2 separate regions of the Homo sapiens genome follow, and region 2 is linked to region 1. The links are chromatin contacts, found by Hi-C or POLR2A ChIA-PET in ENCODE. All regions are on one chromosome and are shown on one strand. Each heading gives the region's core, a stretch centred on a gene start or an enhancer-like site at or near the end of the contact. The rest is flanking DNA. Distances are from core to core; before and after follow the strand shown. Region 1 overlaps ANXA4 (annexin A4). Region 2 holds the start of TIA1 (TIA1 cytotoxic granule associated RNA binding protein).

Evidence for each region. A loop is a pair of places that touch in the nucleus more often than their neighbours do. ChIA-PET counts read pairs that join two places held with the same protein, here RNA polymerase II (POLR2A). Pooled maps may share reads with other maps.
Region 2: a pooled map shows a loop between it and region 1 (13-fold over the local background). The contact joins the promoter of TIA1 here to the enhancer-like site in region 1. A Hi-C loop is called at or near these places in 5 of 50 pooled maps. POLR2A ChIA-PET finds 5 or more read pairs at or near these places in 4 of 52 experiments (activated CD4-positive, alpha-beta T cell, activated T-cell, activated naive CD4-positive, alpha-beta T cell and 1 more).

The regions. Positions count from the first base shown.
Region 1 is chr2:69,771,773-69,775,113 of GRCh38, reverse strand. The region is part of intron 1 of ANXA4 (annexin A4); the gene reads right to left. Among named protein-coding and RNA genes, the nearest start is that of SMANTIS, 26 kb to the left of the region's middle. Within about 2 kb of position 1,718, at least 6 of the 41 ENCODE cell types and tissues checked have a DNase peak (open chromatin) inside an H3K27ac peak, as active enhancers do.
Region 2 is chr2:70,246,914-70,250,254 of GRCh38, reverse strand. It overlaps TIA1 (TIA1 cytotoxic granule associated RNA binding protein), which reads left to right and starts at 1,627. Exons shown (of 13, transcript NM_022173.4): 1 at 1,627-1,850. The coding sequence starts at 1,825. TRG-CCC2-1 (tRNA-Gly (anticodon CCC) 2-1) reads left to right here and starts at 1,194; the gene lies at 1,194-1,264. RefSeq lists enhancers at 1,231-2,045, 2,046-2,861.

The sequences.
Region 1 (3,341 bases), core at 469-2,968:
CAGGGTATAGTGTGAAGAAGTTATTTCATTTTGTAGATCAGTATCATAAACTTCCTGAAGAACCTTTATTCAAATGGGTTGTGTGAGTAACTAAGTGAGTGACAGTGTCTTAGGTTTCGAACACTGCAGAGTATTCAAAATGCTAGCATTCATGTTTGGGTTGATGCAGGACCCACAGCTCTCTATGGAGCAATCGCAGATGTTTCAGGTGGTCCAGACACATAGGAGGTTATTCCTGAGAGAACATCCAGCCTGGTGGACTGGACAAAAGCCACACTAAGGTCTGTTTACCCTGAGAAGGGGGACTGTTCCTCTCCCCTTATAAATGCCAAGTAGAATACCCCTGATGAAGCAGCTGATGTGCTTCATATGCAAACCACAGAGGACTGGCTTGATGATCATCGGGGTATTTGTCTGCTGAATATGCCTGTTACCCAGGTCATGGTAAACGCTGTGATTAAGGGGGCTCCTTTTGGCTGGACGCGGTGGCTCACGCCTGTAATCTCTGCACTTTGGGAGGCCGAGGTGGGTGGACTACCTGAGGTCAGGAGTTTGAGACCAGCCTGGCCAACCTGATGAAACCCCGTCTCTACTAAATATACAAACAATTAGTCAGGCATGGTGGCGGGTGCCTGTAATCCCAGCTACTCGGAAGGCTGAGGCAGAAGAATCACTTGAACCTGGGAGGCGGAGGTTGCAGTGAGCTGAGATTGCGCCACTGCTCTCCAACCTGGGCAACAAGAGCGAAACTCTGTCTCAAAAAAAAAAAAAAAGGGGGGGGGGGGGCTCCTTTTACATAAACACCTCATATAACCTTACTGCTGCAAAACCAAGGGAGTCTTATTGAATTTTCTCTCTCAGTTTCCCCTTATGGGTCTTACAGATGCTAATAAAAACATGAGGTTAGTTAAGAGAAGAATGGAGAAAGGCACAGAGAGTCACGGACTAGTCTTAGCAGGGTGGAAATTTTTAAATGGTTATTAACACATAGGGCAGGGTGAGATGGCTCACGCCTGTAATCCCAGCATTGTGGGAGGCAGGGGCGGGCAGATCACCTGAGGTCAGGAGTTCGAGACCAGCCTGGCCAACACGGTGAAACCCTGCCTCTACTAAAAATAGCAAAATTAGCCTGGCATGCCTGTAATCCCAGCTACTAGGGAGGCTGAGGTACAAGAATTGCTTGAGGACGGGCGCGGTGACTCATGCCTGTAATCCCAGCACTTTGGGAGGCCGAGGCAGGCGAATCACGAGGTCAGGAGTTCAAGACCAGCCTGACCAATATGGTGAAACCCCGTCTCTACTAAAAATACAAAAATTAGCCAGGCGTGGTGGTGCACGCCTGTAATCCCAGATACTCGGGAGGCTGAGGAAGTAGAATTGCTTGAACCCAGGAGGCAGAGGTTGCAGTGAGCTGAGATCACGCCACTGCACTCTAGCCTGGGTGACAGAGCAAGACTCTGTCGAAAACAAAAAAAAAAAAAAAAAAAAAAAAGAAGGAAAGAAAAGAAAAGAAAAGAAAGGAGAATAAAACAAATATTGATAAACAAACAAACAAACAAAAAATCAGGGGCAAAACTTAAGACCTTCACAGATCTTAGCCAGTCCTTGGTCTGGAGGCCCTGTTTCATGTCATGTGAATGATCCACATGTACCCATATCCCTTGGTAAGTATGATTCATATGCTAATTGGCTGACAACCCTGGCAGATACTGCTTTTCAGAGCAAGGGCCTTCCCTTTGCTTTCATGTAGTTTTGGAATAAATGACAAGTGAGGAGGCAGGGAAGGGGGACACCTCTCCAAAAGAGGCAAGCTTTAATATGAACATTCCACTCCTTTTTACCACATCAAGAAGTGGAAAGACATCTTGAGCAAAGCCTTCTGGAAATACTGAGAGTCATTACACAAGGAGCTAGAAATATTTCACTTAAGGAAAAAGAAGGTATCATACTTGAACACTGGGTACTTTTATTCAATTTATTTTGAAACTTGGACAGCACACAGTGTAATATACACATTTATATACAGACAGCTGTTGTTTATTTATTAAAGTTTTACTAGTACAAAACAAATTTCTTTCTTTCTTTCTTTCTTTTTTTTTTGAGACAGTCTCGCTCTGTTGCCAGGCTGGAGTGCAGTGGCATGATCTCGGCTCACTGCAACCTCCGCCTCCCGGGTTCAAGTGATTCTCCTGCCTCAGCCTCCCAAGTAGCTTGGATCACAGACGCCTGCCACCATGCCCAGCTAATTTTTGTATTTTTAGTAGAGACAGGGTTTCACCATGTTTGCCAGGATGGTCTTGATCTCCTGACCTCATGATCTGCCCGCCTCGGCCTCCCAAAGTGCTGGGATTACAGGTGTGAGCCACTGCGCCTGGCCACCAAACAGATTTCTAAATAGAATATACAAATAAATGCAGAAAATGGTACTCCTCGATTCATTGTTATATCAGATAGTATGTGTAAAGTCAGTCTACACAAATGCTTATTAGCATAGAGCCTGGCACCTGGTAAGGCCTCAATAACTCTTGGCACAAGGATGGGGGGAGCAGAAAGAGGAAAGAAATGCACCCCCCAAAACACAATTGCTACAGCCTCTCTTAGCAATTGCTAAGGCCTCTCTTAGCTGCACAGAATGACAGCTCCCAAGGGCTGAAAAGCCTTTCTTCTGGAAGTTCCACCTATAACCTTCCCACCTCATTTTCCACCTGCCTCGCAGTGCCATGCTCTTAGCAGAGCCTCTGCCCGACATTCTTTGCTATCTCACCTTCCTTGATTCCTTTGTTCTTTCTCTCTGAAGCCCTTTCTACAATCCATAAGCTGCACATTGTGACCAAGTCCACAATGACTCAGACTGTGTTGGGGGTTTAAAAGCTCCTTTGCTGCTCACAGATGGGGCGAAATAATTAGCAACTATGCCTCAGTTTTTACATCTGTAAAATGCAAACACGCTCCCATTTTGGGGGTGATTCAAATAACTCTAAAAGCATCAGGACTGTTCCAGATGGAAAGATGAAGGCTGAAGGTGATACACTTTTTAGTGATGTCTTAAAAACCTAGGGTTATGAAGAACATGGGTGGGTGACTACAGCTTCTTAACAGTATCTGAACTCTACGACTAGGGCTTAGGATAGGGATCTGAAGTTTTTAAGACATAGTTTTGGAGCAACTGAAAGATAGTTGGGAATTAAACATATGAGACCTATCTCAATAGCAGTTACAAAAGGGAAAAATAAGTTGTAAATAAGTTCAACTTATTTCAACTAAGATTACATAAATTCATGGAAATAATTTACAATGAATTCATAAAGAAAAAGTAGGTATGTTGAGAATACATCTATACT
Region 2 (3,341 bases), core at 378-2,877, 480 kb before region 1:
CGCTTGAACCTGGGAGGCAGAGGTTGCAGTGAGCCAAGATTGTGTCACTGCACTCCAGCCTGGGAGATAGAGCGAGACTGTCTCAAAAAAAAAAAAGAAAGAAAGAAAAAGAAAAAGTTCCACATGTATTTGGTGTAAATTGAATAAATTACCATAAGTGGCATTGATGGATATTCAGGTTACTCCATTTTTTTCTACTGTAAACAATGCTGCAGTTGTATCTTGGCACATAAATCTTTATAAATTAATTGTTTTATTTCTGTAGGATAGATTCCTAGACATAGGATTACTTTAGTGACATATATATATAATAAGCAATGTGAAATGCATACAGAGTATACTGAATCACATTTCAGAGCTCTAATTTCTCTGCCTCCTAAAGTTGGACTGAAGTTTATGTATCTTTTGACTTGTTTACTTTTAAGATTCTTGTGACCAATTTGCATTAAATAGCTGGGGTTTTTTGTTTGTTTCTTTGTTTGTTTTTTGAGACGGATCCTCGTTCTGTTGCCCAGGCTGGAGTGCAATGGCAAGATCTCGGCTCACTGCAATCTCCACCTCCCAGATTCAAGGATTCTCCTGCCTCAGCCTCCTGAGTAGTTGGGATTACGGGCCCCCACCACCACATCCAGCTAATTTTTGTATTTTTAGTAGAGACAGGGTTTCGCCATGTTGGTCAGGCTGGTCTCGAACTCCTGATCTCAGGTGATCCGCCCGCCTCAGCCATCCAAAGTGCTGGAATAACAGGCGTGAGCCACTGCCCCCGGCCTAAACAGCTATTTCTTAAATGCTTTTCAATGTGCAATCAATACACGGAAGAAATGCAAATATAAATAAAAATCTGGCATCTGGAAATATCCTCCCCGCGCTGAAAAATCTGGCTAGCACCAACGACGCAAATTCTTAATAAAATCCTTACTTTTTTAAGTAAAACTTTTTTTCTTTTTTCTTATTTCTTAAGTAAACATTTTAAATTGAAATTTTTTTTCTGTACAGAGAAAGTTGAAACATCCATTCCTATGTTTGGGATGAGAAAAGATAAATTATTTATGTTATTGGAAAACAGAAGATTACAGACTGTCAATAAACTTTTACTTTTAAATGAATAAATAATACATGACAATTCTTTTCACATGAGAGAACGTCTGCTTCTATTTCCTCCTAAAATACTGTGGCGGCTGGGCATGTCAACAGCGCCGCTGGTGTAGTGGTATCATGCAAGATTCCCATTCTTGCGACCCGGGTTCGATTCCCGGGCGGCGCATAGGCGTTTTGCTTCTCGCTCGCTAAAAACCAGATAGCTTGAAGAGTCTTTATATATCTTTCCAAAAGAGGAAAGATTTAGGCTTTTTACTGTCCCTGAAGGTTTCCACTCCCTCATAATTCGCGGTCGAAACACTCGAATCCGCAGCCAGAAGACAAAAAAGTTCACGCAAATCGTGAAGTAGTTAATACTTGCGCCTGCGCAGTCTGAGGCGTCCCTCGCGTCGGGTGGAAGAGCGGCTGCGCAACAAGTGAACCTATGGATTAAGGTGTAGCCGGGCGGCCCGGAGGTTGAGAGTGCAAGATTATTCTGCGCCTGCGCGGCCCGGGTAACTTTGCTGGCTGCTCCTAGGCTCCCGGCTCGCCGCCATCTTGTATTGGGGTTTCATTGTTCCCGCTGGGCCGGGCGGTTTAGTGTAATTGCCGCCGGAGGAGGAGGCGGAGTAACCTCTGGTCAGCCGAGAAACCCCACTATCCTGTAGCCATAACCGCTTAAACGATTTGGGAGGTAGTGAAGGGCAGGGAGCTGGACCTGGAGGCGCCGCCGCGACAGCAGCAGCCATGGAGGACGAGATGCCCAAGACTCTGTGAGTCTGGGGCAGCGATGAGGGAGGCGGGATGGTGGTCGTCCCGGAGGGAAGGCCTCGGCCCTGCGCCGCTCCCAGCCTATTGTTCTCCGTGGACACCGCGATATCGTGGTTTTTGTTTCCTTAGCATGCACCTGGATGCTTACAACCAAGACCCAATCTGTGAGGACGAGGTGAAGGGAGACGGGGCTCAACCCTCTCAATTAATCCCTTCACTTTAGCAACACCATTGCATGACCTTTGCTCTCGCCACGGGCCCTCTGTGGTCTTAGACCTGGAGAAAAGACTTTAATTCAGACCTCTTTTTAGAACTCGTCGAACCTTCCTTTTGTCCTATGCTTTCTTTCCTTTTCCCGCTTCTCCCCCTTTTTGATTAACCTCTTCTTATCTTTACAGCCGTCTCCCTTTAATTTTACTTTTGATTTCCTACTGAAATTCTTCCTTTCATTTTCTTCTCGGTGATAAGATTTTTTTTCCTCCTCGAGGGTGCTTGTACTCATTTTCAGTGCAGTAAACTTTATTCTTGCAGTTGCCAATTGGAAAAAAGCCAAGCATTTTTCTTTAACCTCTGGCTTTCCTTCTGTAGCACCCACCGACCAAAAAGCCTAACCAGACACCCCAAGGATTTGGAAATCTCACCCAGAAGGAATATATCAATTGAGGGGAAATGGATTTAATATTATTTTTATAGTCGTTTACTACTGTTGTGATTGACATGGTGTTGAACGAGCGGGCTGTAAATGCCCTAACATATTTACAGAGAATTTTTAGAGATAGCGTTAAATTACCGGAGCGTGGATATTTTCTTTGTCGTGTGGCTTCCCCAACTGCGTTCTTTGTTTTTCGAGGTATTATCGGATGAGTTGATCCTGCCTTTGTTGGCATTTCTCGGAAGAAGAAAAGCTCAATGAGTTCTTGACATAGCTTTTTGTTTTTCTTGGATGACATAGCTTTTTGTTTATATTCTTGGAATACTGGCAGTTTGAGAGCTCCATGCATTAAAAATGCAATTTTAGGTTTCTCTTTGCAGCTCTCTAATAAAGTTGCTCTGAAGTACGATGTAATTGTTTTTTTACCTCCAAAATTTTTCCACTTTTAAGTTGCTATTTCTTGTCTATATTGGAAATGTGGTTACACTTGTTTTCTTAATAGATTGTCAGTTAATCTGTTAGTAACCTTGAAATTTCTTTTCTCTATTCCTGAGGCTCAGAAAGTATCTTTTCAGTAGGACGTAGCAATTAGTGCATGACCTTTGTTTTAGGAAAGATTGTATCTGTAGATGAATACTCCCTAAAAAACTACTAGCCTCACGGTGTTGGTGGAATCTCTTCCCTCTTGCCTCTTAGCTATGACAGTCATCAGCATTTTGGGTTAAGGCACTGCTCGTGTTTTATAATGTAAACTTAATATTCTCAGTATTAGTTTGAAAATGTTTAATTTTAGAAACTGCAGAAGTATCTGACCACTTAACTTTTTAACTTTTTAATTTTG